Linked DNA regions of Homo sapiens: region 2 is linked to region 1. A link is a contact called in ENCODE Hi-C or POLR2A ChIA-PET data. All regions are on one chromosome and are shown on one strand. The core of a region is the stretch at or near the end of the contact, and the rest is flanking DNA. Distances in the headings are between cores, read along the strand shown. Region 1 has its middle 24 kb from the start of SOX8. Region 2 holds the start of JMJD8 (jumonji domain containing 8).

Region 1 (7,801 bases), core at 1,455-3,954:
ACAGGTCTGCAGGCCAAAAGTCTGAGATCAAGGCTTGGGCAGGGCCACGCTCCCCAATGAGACTCCAGAGGAAGATCCTTCCTGCCTATTCCAGCTCCTGGTGGCTCCAGGTGTCCCTTGGCTTGTGGCCACATCGCTCCAACCTCTGTCCCGGCTTCACGCGGCTGTCTCCTCTGCATGTCTGTCTCCTCCTCTGCTTCTATGAGGACACTCATCGCTGGATTTAGGTCCCACCCAGATAACCCAGGATGACCCCACTGCAAGATCTTTTGATCAATTACATCTGCAAAGACTCCATTTCCCAACCAAGCCAGAGTCACAGATTCCCAGGGTCAGCTGTGGCCACCGTTCAGCCTGAAACATGCCGCGTCACCTCACCCAAGCCTCACATCGCCCCGTGAGGAAGCCACCGTGGAGGTGAAGTTCAAGTTCTCACCACCTGCCCTGTATGATTTCTCCTCCAGGGAACCCTGGGTGTCCACGGAGGGGCCGATGGCTGTCCCTGGCCCGTCATGGGGCCCCAGCTCTGACACCTGAGCTTCTGAATTCACTTGTTTAGTTTTTCAGGAACATTTTTTCCTTCGGTGCCTTTCCAGGGAGCCCCAGGGGTGGGGGCGTGGAGTTCTCCCCTGGGCCTCCGAGGGGCTTCTGCTGCCTGAGGGGTCCGTCCAAACTGTAGCTCAGATCCGCCGCTGCTGCCCTCCTGGCCCAGCGGAATGCTGGCACCTCCAGGAGCTCTTGGCAGTGAGCCACGTGGTGGACAGTCCCTTGCTCTGAGGGCCCTGTCACCTGGGCACAGTTCAGGGTCCCTTGGAACTGGAGATGTGGCAGGAGGGAGGCCCAGCCCCCTTCTGGGCTCCCTGAGGCTCCACTGAATCTTTGGAGGGGAGAGACGCTGGATTCCTGGTGGTGACCTGAGGGCTCACACAGGTAAACCAAGCAAGACCGTGGGTCTGTGGCACCCCACATCTGTGCACCTGTGCAACCGCAGTCTGATGTCCCTCCCCGGTGAAGGGACCCGCACATGTGCACCTGCCGCAGCCCCGATGTCCCTCCCCGGGTGAAGGAACCCACGGACGTGGCTCATCCATACCGCGGAACGTGAGCCATGAAAAGGGGCAGCCTCGGCTCAGCCACCGCAGGGAAGGACTCGACACACGCCGAGCAGAAGAGGCCAGGCCTGAGAGGCCACCTGCGATTCCATCTGCGGAAATGCCAGAAAGGGAGGTCCGCAGACGCAAGAGCTGGACTGGGGGGACGGCCGAGGGGCGAGGGGTTTCCTTCCGGATGAAATTGCCCCAGAACGACATGCAGGGCGTGGGGAGGTGGCTGCAAGATACTGCGGCCCCGCTGGATGCCACAGCACCCCATGCCGTGAACGGCTAATTCTACGCCATGTGGATCTCACCTCAATCAAACAATTGGAAGATTCCCAGCAGCTGAGATGACTCACGTTCGGGGGTGACTCATCCAGGCCACCGGCATCGCGTCGCTTAAAGACAAGCCTGACCTTTCCCCAGAAGCCTCAAGACCACAGTGGCCTCCCACGGCGGAGGGCAGTGCCCAGGGCTGGTGTTCATCCAGGGCACGGGACAGGCCTGAAGTGCAGACATTTCCTCTGCCAAGCAGTGGACGCAGGCTCGGCCCCCGCTGGCCAGGGGCGGCTCTAAGTTTGGAAAAACGAAAGTCCCGTGGCAGAGTGGGCCCCTGGGGTGGGATCCTGGAGCCAGGGCTGGGCCAAGGTGTGGGTTGAGAGACCCGGGGGCCTTCCCTGCAGCTGGCATGGAGTGATGGGGAGGGGGTGCTGGGTGGAGAGGGAGCTATAGAGGCCACAGGAGGGGTCCCTAGCCTCCAGCACCATGGCCGTGGTCTGGGGGGCATCCTGGCAGCCCCATGGAGTGGCCGTGTCCAGGGACTGAGCTCCAAATGAGGAACCGTGCGGGGTCCAGAGACCCTGCACTCACGCGGCCGGGCCCCACCTGCTGCCACAGCCCCCTCATGGGCCTCGCTCACACCCACTCCTGCACACAGCATGCGGCCCCACAGCCCCACGCCAGACAGTGTCCAGGCTTTGTGGAAAGTGCTGCTCTGACGGAAGAGGCCTGCGCAGGTCCTGCTGGCCAGGAGCCCGGTGGTGGTCCCGGGAAGGGGTGGATGGCTGCCAGCTGCTTTCCTGGGAAAAGCCCAGAGCCCCTCATGCCCTGCACTCCTCTGATGGCAGCCTGGACACGGCACAAGGGGACGCCCTGGAAAGCCCTCGGCACGCGGTCGTGGCGGCATCAGGCCTCACGAGCCAGGGCCCATCAGAGGCGGAATCTGACCTGGGCTGAACTCAGGCCCCCAAGGTGCACTGGTTGAAGCCTTAGAGGAGGGACACGGGGGGCTGCGACCCCACAGGCTGCTGTCCTTAGAGGAGGGACACGGGGGGCTGCGACCCCACAGGCTGCTGCCCTTAGAGGAGGAGGCAAGGTCCACGGCAGGCACAGAGGGACCAGCCCGAAGGCCCCTCAGGGGTCTGGAGGGCTCTACCCCCTGAGGTCGTCCACTGTCCTGGCCCGAGGACCCTCTGCTGCCCTGTGTGGACCCCCTGGGCATGAAGCACATAGGGCAGTGGGTGGCACTGACGGAGCAGCCTTCTGGAATGTGCCGCCCTGGCTCGTGCCGGCCCCGCGTGTGGCCCCGGGAGCTCAATTTCCTGACAACACTCAGTCCTGAGGTTTCCTGCCCCCTCAGAACCATTGATGAGTGTTTTGTGGTTAAGAAAAAGAAAAAGAAAACAAAACCAAAACCTGTTATTTTTCCCAAGGTGAACGTGAGCGCCCTGTGAGGAGGCCCAGGCGATTTCCCACCCTTCACATGCGTCTCCAAGCCCGGAGCACGGCAGGCACAGGAGTGACCAGCAAGCCTGGCCCCAGCCCCAGCCCCAGCCCCACTCCTGGGCCTGGGTCAGTATTGATTCAGGGAAGGTGGCTCCAGCCTTGCCCATGGTGCGGGGAGCATGTGGGGTGCCCCAGGAGGCTGTCCAGAGAGACCCCTGGAGCCGGGTATCCACACAGACACGCAGGCGGGGAGGGGGCAGAGATGGGGGAGTGAGAAGAGATGGGGGCTGGGCGCCGTGGCTCATGCCTGTAATCCCAGCACTTTGGGAAACTGAGATGGGTGAATTGCTTGATCTCAGGAGTTCAAGACCAGCCTGGCAACATGGCAAGACCCCATCTCTACAAAAAATACAAAAATTAGCTGGGCATGGTGGTGTGTACTTGCAGTCCCAGCCAATCAGGAGGCTGAGGTAGGAGGATCACTGGGGCCCAGGAGGCAGAGGCTGCAGTGAGCCAAGATCACACCGCTGCACTCCAGCCTGGGCGACAGAGTGAGACCCTATCTCGAGAAAAAAAAAAAAAACAGATGGGGAGGGAGAAGAGACGGGGGAGGGGGTAGAGATGGGGGAGGGGACAGAGGGAGCAGAGATGGGGGAGGGGGTAGAGATGAGGGAGGGGACAGAGGGAGCAGAGACAGGGGAGGGTGTAGAGATGGGGGAGGGGACAGAGGGAGAAGAGAAGGGGGAGGGGGTAGAGATGGGGGAGGGGACAGAGGGAGAAGAGAAGGGGAGGGGGTAGAGATGGGGGAGGGGACAGAGGGAGCAGAGATGGGGGAGGGGGTAGAAATGGGGGAGGGGACAGAGGGAGCAGGGATGGGGGAGGGGACAGAGGGAGAAGAGACGGGGGAGGGGGTAGAGATGGGGGGAGGGGACAGAGGGACAAGAGATGGGGGTGTTCCTGTAGAGGCCCCAGGTTCACCTAGCCCAGCTGGCTCTCTCCACAGCATCCTGAACCCAAGGACTTTTCAGCTTCTTGCTTACCTCCTAAGACAGAGAGCTCATTCCCTGTGCAGGCCTCCTGTGCTGGGGTTGGGGAGCTTGGAGTGTGGCAAAGTGTCTGATTCCTTCTTCTTCCTTCAGCTGTGCACCCAGGGTCTGGAGCGACAGAGCTGGGCGTGTTACAAAGCCCCTCACCGTGTCGGGGCAGGCGTGCTGGGGACGGAGCTGGGCACCAGCTTTTGTGGTCCTGTCCAGCAACCCCCGCAAGGCTAGCGAGGGAGGTGGGTGTGAACAAGTGAGTGAATGGAAAATGGGCAGATGGATGTGTGGTGTAGACCCAGGAGGACTTGGCGCTCCTTCTGTCTGGAGAGGAGTGAACCCTCCCCGCAACACCCGATTGGCAGATTTTCTTCCAGCCTCCACGGTGGCCGAGCCAAGTGTTATAAAAACACAGGAGAGTATGTCAGGACAGGCAGGGCCACACTTTGCCGCAAGGTGACAGGTTAAACAAATCCCTCCTCAGAATTTACTGCCTTCATTTTTGCTTCAGAGCAAGGCCCTGCCACGGGATGTATTTCATGCAGAAATATCTCCCCTGAGCGCCCTGGGGGGCAGGACGCCTGCTCGCAGAAGGCGGCTCTAGATTTTTATATGAACAAAGGGACCGTCCTGGTTGACACGGTGAAACCCCGTCTCTACTAAAAATACAAAAAATTAGCCGGGCGCGGTGGCAGGTGCCTGTAGTCCCAGCTACTCGGGAGGCTGAGGCAGGAGAATGGTGTGAACCCGGGAGGCAGAGCTTGCAGTGAGCTGAGATTTGGCCACTGCACTCCAGCCTGGGCGACACAGCAAGACTCCATCTAAAAAAAAAAAAAAGACAAAAAACTCACCCAAACCAAGTCCTCTACAGAAAGACATTTGTAAAACTTACTTTCCAGCCATGAGTAAATCAGCGGGTAAGAGGGAATTTCCATCTGAAGTGGGCAGTGATGATTTTATTTCTTGATTGTGTGCTGATTTTGTTTTTTGGAAATGGTGTGGGGAGGGGAGGTGGTGGCACTGGGGGTCTGTGCCATGCTCCACTGTCCACCAGGAGCTGGGCCCCTGCCTCCCTCCCTATCAGGAATGGGGTGCAGGCGTTGGCCCAAGGGCATCACAAGGCCGATGGGACTTTAGAGAGAGCTGGGGCGGAGCTTCAGGGACTGGGCACGTGGGGTAGGATTTGGGTTATGAGAGGTGGACCCCTCCCCTGCGCCCACCACTCAGCCCCCAGCCCCCAGCACCAGGGGAGGGCTCTGTGCTGGGACAGCTGATGTGGGCTCTTGGGACTGAAGGGACACTGGGCCTTGGATGGGTCCTGGGACCGGTCCTGACCCTGCAGCATGTCAGCCGGTTCAGCCTCACATCCCTGCTCCCTCTGCGGCCACCTCCCAGATGGATCCCTGGAGCTGCGCAGGGGACCTGGCCACCCCACCTGCCCTGTCCACGGAAACCATCACCCAAGCTTGGAGCTGTGCAGGGGACCCGGCCACCCCGTCCCTCCTGTCCACAGAAACCATCACTCAAGCTTGGAGCTGCGCAGGGGACCCGGCCACCCCGTCTGTCCTGTCCACGGAAACCGTCACCCAAACTTGGAGCTGTGCAGGGGACCCGGCCACCCTGTCCGCCCTGTCCACGGAAACCGTCACCCAAACTTGGAGCTGTGCAGGGGATCCGGCCACCCCGTCTGTCCTGTCCGCGGAAACCGTCGCCTGAGCTTGCTCCACGTTCCAGACCGGGGCAGCGGGTTCCCCAAGGCTCCATGGCCGTGGGATGTGAGGGCCTGGAGCCTTCCCGGAGCAGGATGGAGGGGAGCAAGGCGGGAGGGGTGGCGGACAGCGAGTCCAGTGCCTTCTTCTAGATGGGGACAGGCTTTGGTGCTGGGGGACAGAGGGCTGGGCCCTGGGATCGTGGCAAGACAGGCCATGGTGGCCAGCCCGCTAAGTCATGTCTCAGGGAACATGGCAGGAGTCCTCGTGCCTCTTGGGAGCAGACCTGCAAAGGCATTTATTTAGGGCTCTGGGGTGCGGCCCAGGGAGGCTGGAGGAGGCATTTCCCAGGTGGCAGCTCCTGTTCTCTCCTCCCCGAACACCAGGCATGGCCAAGGGGGATCCTGGTGCCTCTCTGCTCCGGTGGGTGTGAGTCACCAGGGCACACAGGCGAGGCCATGGGTGGTGGCTGTGCCTCGGTCTGGCCAGACGGGTCATGTCTCCACCAGGCGCCTGGAATAGCTCTCTGGGGCATCCAGCTCAGGGAAAAGGGTGTGGGCGCCCTGCAGGACGGACGTGGCTGGAGCTGCAGCAGCCCTGCCAGGTAACTGGGACCCAGCCAAGGGTCACACTCTCTGGCCCAGAAGCCAGGAGCCGACCGTGCCCCATCCCTCCCTATTACAGCCCCGCATCCTTCTCCCACTCCTGCTCGGCTGTGCCGTGCCCTTGAGGGGAACCTGGCCAGCTTGGTGCCAAGTGCTGTCACTCCCAGCAGGCAGCGTCCTTCCCATGGCCCAGGAGGGGTGGGGGTTCCTGGGATGCTCCCACCTGGGACTCCAGACTCTAGCAGGGATCCCTGCTGTCTGAACCCCTGTGGCTGACCCCACGGCCCCTGGCCCCGTTTCCTGGTACACCCCATCTCTGTCCCTGGTGGAGCTCCAGCCCTTCATTCCCCTCTCCTCATCACCAAGTCCCCGGGCCCAGGCTTCCCGGTTGGGCAGTGGAAAGCCAGGACATCCTTGGAGGACCCAGGAAGCCCCTTCAAGGGGGACCGTGATGGCTGAGGCCCCAGGACCTCGCGGGGTGATGGATGGGGGTGGACGTTGGTGCCAACCAGGCAGTCTCCAAGCTGGGCCGAGTTTTGGAAATGACCTCGTCTTCCAACCTTCCGCTTCACAGACGGGGCACAGAGGGCAGGGACCTGGGGCCCGTGGGAGGGGATGGCCTCTGAGAGTCTCCAGCGAGGACCCACGGGGCGGTGGCCATGATGAGGGCACCTGCGTTTGTGTCTGGAGCTGCCATACGAAGCACCACCAACTAGGAGGCTCAGGACAACAGAGAGCCCCTCACAGCTCTGGAGGCCAGAGGACCCCTCACAGCTCTGGGGGCCAGAGGGCCAAAGTCCAGCGGCCAGCAGGGCTGGTTTCTCCTGAGACAGGGAGGATCCTCCTGGCCTCTGCCAGCACCTGCTGCTGCCCGTGCTCCCTGGCTGGCGGCCACATCGCTCTGCCTGCGTGTTCGTGGGTCCTCCTGTGAGCCTCTCCTCTCCTCCTTATACGGGCACTCGGGCTAAGACCCACTGACCCCATCCTGGAACCAGTTACACCTGCCATGACGCTGTTTCCAAATAAAGGCACGTCCTGAGGCTCTGTGGACGTGAGTCCTGGGGGACACTGTTCAACCCACTACAGTGCCCAGTTGTAGTTCAGGAAGTTGAGGTCCAGAGAGATGGGGGAGCCCCCAGACTCATCCACACCAGAGACCTGTCACAGATGGGGACCCCAGACACTGGAGAGAGTGATCTGGTTTTAGGGGGTCACCCAGGGAGCTGGAGAACACAGAGAGCTGGAAAGAAGTGGTCAGGGCTGCTGCCTCAGGTGGGCGTCTGCCAAGGAGACTGTGGAGATCTCAGGGGTGGTGAGAGGCTGAGGGTCCATGAACCAGGCCGGATGGCAAGCCAGAATCGGGCTTTGAGAGGTGGCTTTGGGCTGTGATTTAAATAAAGGAAGGGGCCAGGTGCAGTGGCTCATGCTTGTCATCCCAGCACTCTGGGAGGCCGAGGCGGGTGGATCATATTAGGTCATGAGTTTGAGACCAGCCTGGCCAACGTGGCAAAACCCTGTGTCTACTAAAAGTACAAAAATTAGCCGGGTGTAGTGGTGGGCGCCTGTAATCCCAGCACTTTGGGAGGCCAAAGCAAGTGGATCTCCTGAGGGCAGGAGTTCGAGACCTGCTT
Region 2 (2,652 bases), core at 153-2,652, 320 kb before region 1:
CCTCTCCTGCCAGCCACTGACCTCACCAGCCCGGATGGTACACTCCAGGGGCCGTGCAGACGGTGGCAGGGCTGGGTATGTGTCCCGGAGCCAGGCCAGCGTGGTCTTGTTGGGGTGGAACTCTGGCGTCTTCTCAGGTGGGTAAAGGAACCAGCGCTGGGGGCATGAGCAGCAGTGTCACCCTTGCCCGTTTTGGTCAGCGAGTCCCAAGCCTCAACCCCCACCCCGTGCTGACCTTACGACCGTAGATCACTTCTGAGTACCCGGGTCCATGCCAGTGGAAGGGCACCCCCGAGCCAGCTCCTGTGGGGTTATGAGCACCTGGTGACCAACCCATTTTGTACTCACCGACAGAAGCCTCAGTCCTTCCCAGTCCCAAGAAGCACCCACCTGCGATTCCAAAGCTGTAAGCTGGAGCGGTTCCCAGCAGGCCAAATGGGGGTGGGGAGTAGTGCCGAAAGAGAGAGGCCCACTCGGTGAAGTTGTTGTCCCCGAAGAAGTACAGGGTGTCTGCCAACAGAGACGGCGGGGACAGGGATCCTGGCACCTGGAGACTCCAAGCGTCCCCACCCCCTACCGCCGCCTAGGGCTGCCTCACCATTGCCCAGGGAGGTGGGGTCCTGGGGGTGCAGCAGCTGCTCCACATACTCCTGGAAGGGCAAGTCCACTGCAGGAAAGAGACGGGTCAGGACCGTCTGGTCCAGCCGCCCCGGTGTTGGCAAATGGGCGGGCCCCAGGGGTGAGGCCGCGTACCTTTGTGGTAGGAGTAGGTGTTGGCGGTGCTCAGCCGGACCACTCTGTCCCCAAACGAAGCCAGCAACCTGTCGCGGGAGCACAGGGCCCGGAACCTCTGCGGGGGCGGGGAGGGGACTTAGTGGCCGGGCCCAGCACGGGCGAGAGTGGCCGGGGACGGACGGGCACGCGCTCACCGAGTTGTCCGTGAGTCCCTGCAGGATGACGGGCCTGACGAAGGCGTACCTGGAAAGAAGGGCAGAGTCGCGGCCAGGCCGGACCGCCAGCCTCGCCGCCCCAGCCCCACGCGTGCGCGCGAGGTCAGGGGAAGGCGGCCTTGGGCGGTCGGGGCAGACGGGCCGGTGAACAGGACGCGACCTCCGCGATCAGGGGCGCACGTACTGCTGCACGAACTCCGCGTAGGTGAGGTCGGCCCGACGCTCCACCGTGCAGCGCTCCTCCTCCGCCACGGCCCCCGGCCCGCCCGGGCGCCTGCGGGCACAGCTGGGTCAGCCCGCGCCCCGCCCGCCGCACGTGACCCCACCGCCCGGCCCCTCCCGGGCCGCTCACCACCCGCCGTCGCCCTCCGCCCCGGAGCCGGGTAGAGCCACAGCCGCCAGCGCCCAGAGCGCGAGCAACCGCGACGCCGGCGCCATGAGCCTGCCGCCCTCAGGCAGCCGCGCTGCACGCCGGGAACCTTGGGCCCATCCGCCAGCCATTGGCCGGCAGCTTCGTCGTCGTGGCAACGGCCGGGAACCGGGACGGACCCCGGAAGTGACCTCCTTTGGCCCGCCCCGGAAGAGGCCTCTACGGGAGGCACTGGGAAGGCCGCCCCGAGAGCGACTATGGGCGCCGCCGGTTACCATGGCGACAACCCCGCCGAAAGCCCCCGCCCGCCAGCTGCCCCGCGGGCCTACGGCGAGCCCGCCGCGCTATGGGGTGACACGCAGTGCCGACAGCGGCTCTACTTCCTTTATTGAGGTCTCAAGTTCCAGCCTCCGCCCGTCTCGGGCACAAGACCAGGCGGGGTTCTGCACGCGGCCGCCCGGGCAAGCCCAGCAGATGCCCCGTCAGGAGTACTCGCAGAGGTGGCCGCAGCCTGCGGGACAGTGGGAGCTGCCTTCCAGCCACTTCATGATGTGCTGCAGGTGGCCGCCGTGGCTGCAGCCCTGGCACCACACGAAGAGACCCTTGACTACGTGGTGGCAGACGGCACACATGCTGGCGCAGCGGTGGCACCTGGGGGCGGGCGGGAGGGAGGGTGCCTCAGCGGGGGCTGCTGCGCTGCCTGCAGGCCCCTGCCCCACCTCCCGACCCCACTGCCCCACCTGTCGCAGACCCAGCCCCGGCTGCTCATGGGCCGCTTGCAGTGGCTGCAGTTGACGTGCAGGGTGGTGGAGGCCTGGTTGAGGCAGCTGACGGCGCGGCTGGTGCTCAGCTTGACCACCTCGTTGGACACGTTCCAGAGGCGGAAGCGCTGCAGCAGGTCGATGTAGGAAGTGTACCAGTGCTCCTGGGGGAGGGAGCGCCCGGCAGTCAGGATCTGGGTGCCAGGGGCGGCGCTGCAGGGGGGAGGCCCCGCCCACCACACACCTGGGTCTGCTCGTCGATGTCCTTGCGCACCCGTTCACCCAGGACGATGAGCACAGACACAGCCATCTGCACGTCGCCCTGCTCAGCGTAGAAGTGCAGCATGTCGCGCACCAGCACGCCGAAGAAGTCGGGCGGCAGGCGGCTGTCGTAGAGCGCGTGTGAGACAGACAGGAGCGAGAAGGAGGAGTCCACGGGGGCCAGGGAGGCCACATCCGCCTCGCTGCCGCTCACGTGCGGGGAGTCGGCCTTGTCCTGCAGGTGCTCGGGCCCGGGAGGCGTGTCCACGATCTCGTGGCGCAGCGGAAAGGCCTCCTGCGGCAGCACGCA

Evidence for each region. A loop is a pair of places that touch in the nucleus more often than their neighbours do. ChIA-PET counts read pairs that join two places held with the same protein, here RNA polymerase II (POLR2A). Pooled maps may share reads with other maps.
Region 2: a pooled map shows a loop between it and region 1 (4-fold over the local background). The contact joins the promoter of JMJD8 here to the enhancer-like site in region 1. A Hi-C loop is called at or near these places in 1 of 50 pooled maps. POLR2A ChIA-PET finds 5 or more read pairs at or near these places in 3 of 52 experiments (CD8-positive, alpha-beta T cell, K562 and PC-9).

The regions. Positions count from the first base shown.
Region 1 is chr16:1,001,452-1,009,252 of GRCh38, forward strand. No RefSeq gene overlaps it. Among named protein-coding and RNA genes, the nearest start is that of SOX8, 24 kb to the left of the region's middle. RefSeq lists enhancers at 451-1,107, 2,759-2,808. Within about 2 kb of position 2,705, at least 3 of the 41 ENCODE cell types and tissues checked have a DNase peak (open chromatin) inside an H3K27ac peak, as active enhancers do; they include CD8-positive, alpha-beta T cell, where a contact is called at or near this core.
Region 2 is chr16:682,932-685,583 of GRCh38, forward strand. JMJD8 (jumonji domain containing 8) reads right to left here and starts at 1,403. Exons shown (of 9, transcript NM_001005920.4): 1 at 1,303-1,403; 2 at 1,135-1,224; 3 at 930-978; 4 at 754-850; 5 at 599-667; 6 at 391-510; 7 at 236-303; 8 at 22-156. The coding sequence starts at 1,388. It overlaps WDR24 (WD repeat domain 24), which reads right to left. Exons shown (of 9, transcript NM_032259.4): 7 at 2,326-2,652; 8 at 2,061-2,245; 9 at 1,691-1,971. The coding sequence ends at 1,803. RefSeq lists a silencer at 1,073-1,382 and an enhancer at 1,783-1,832.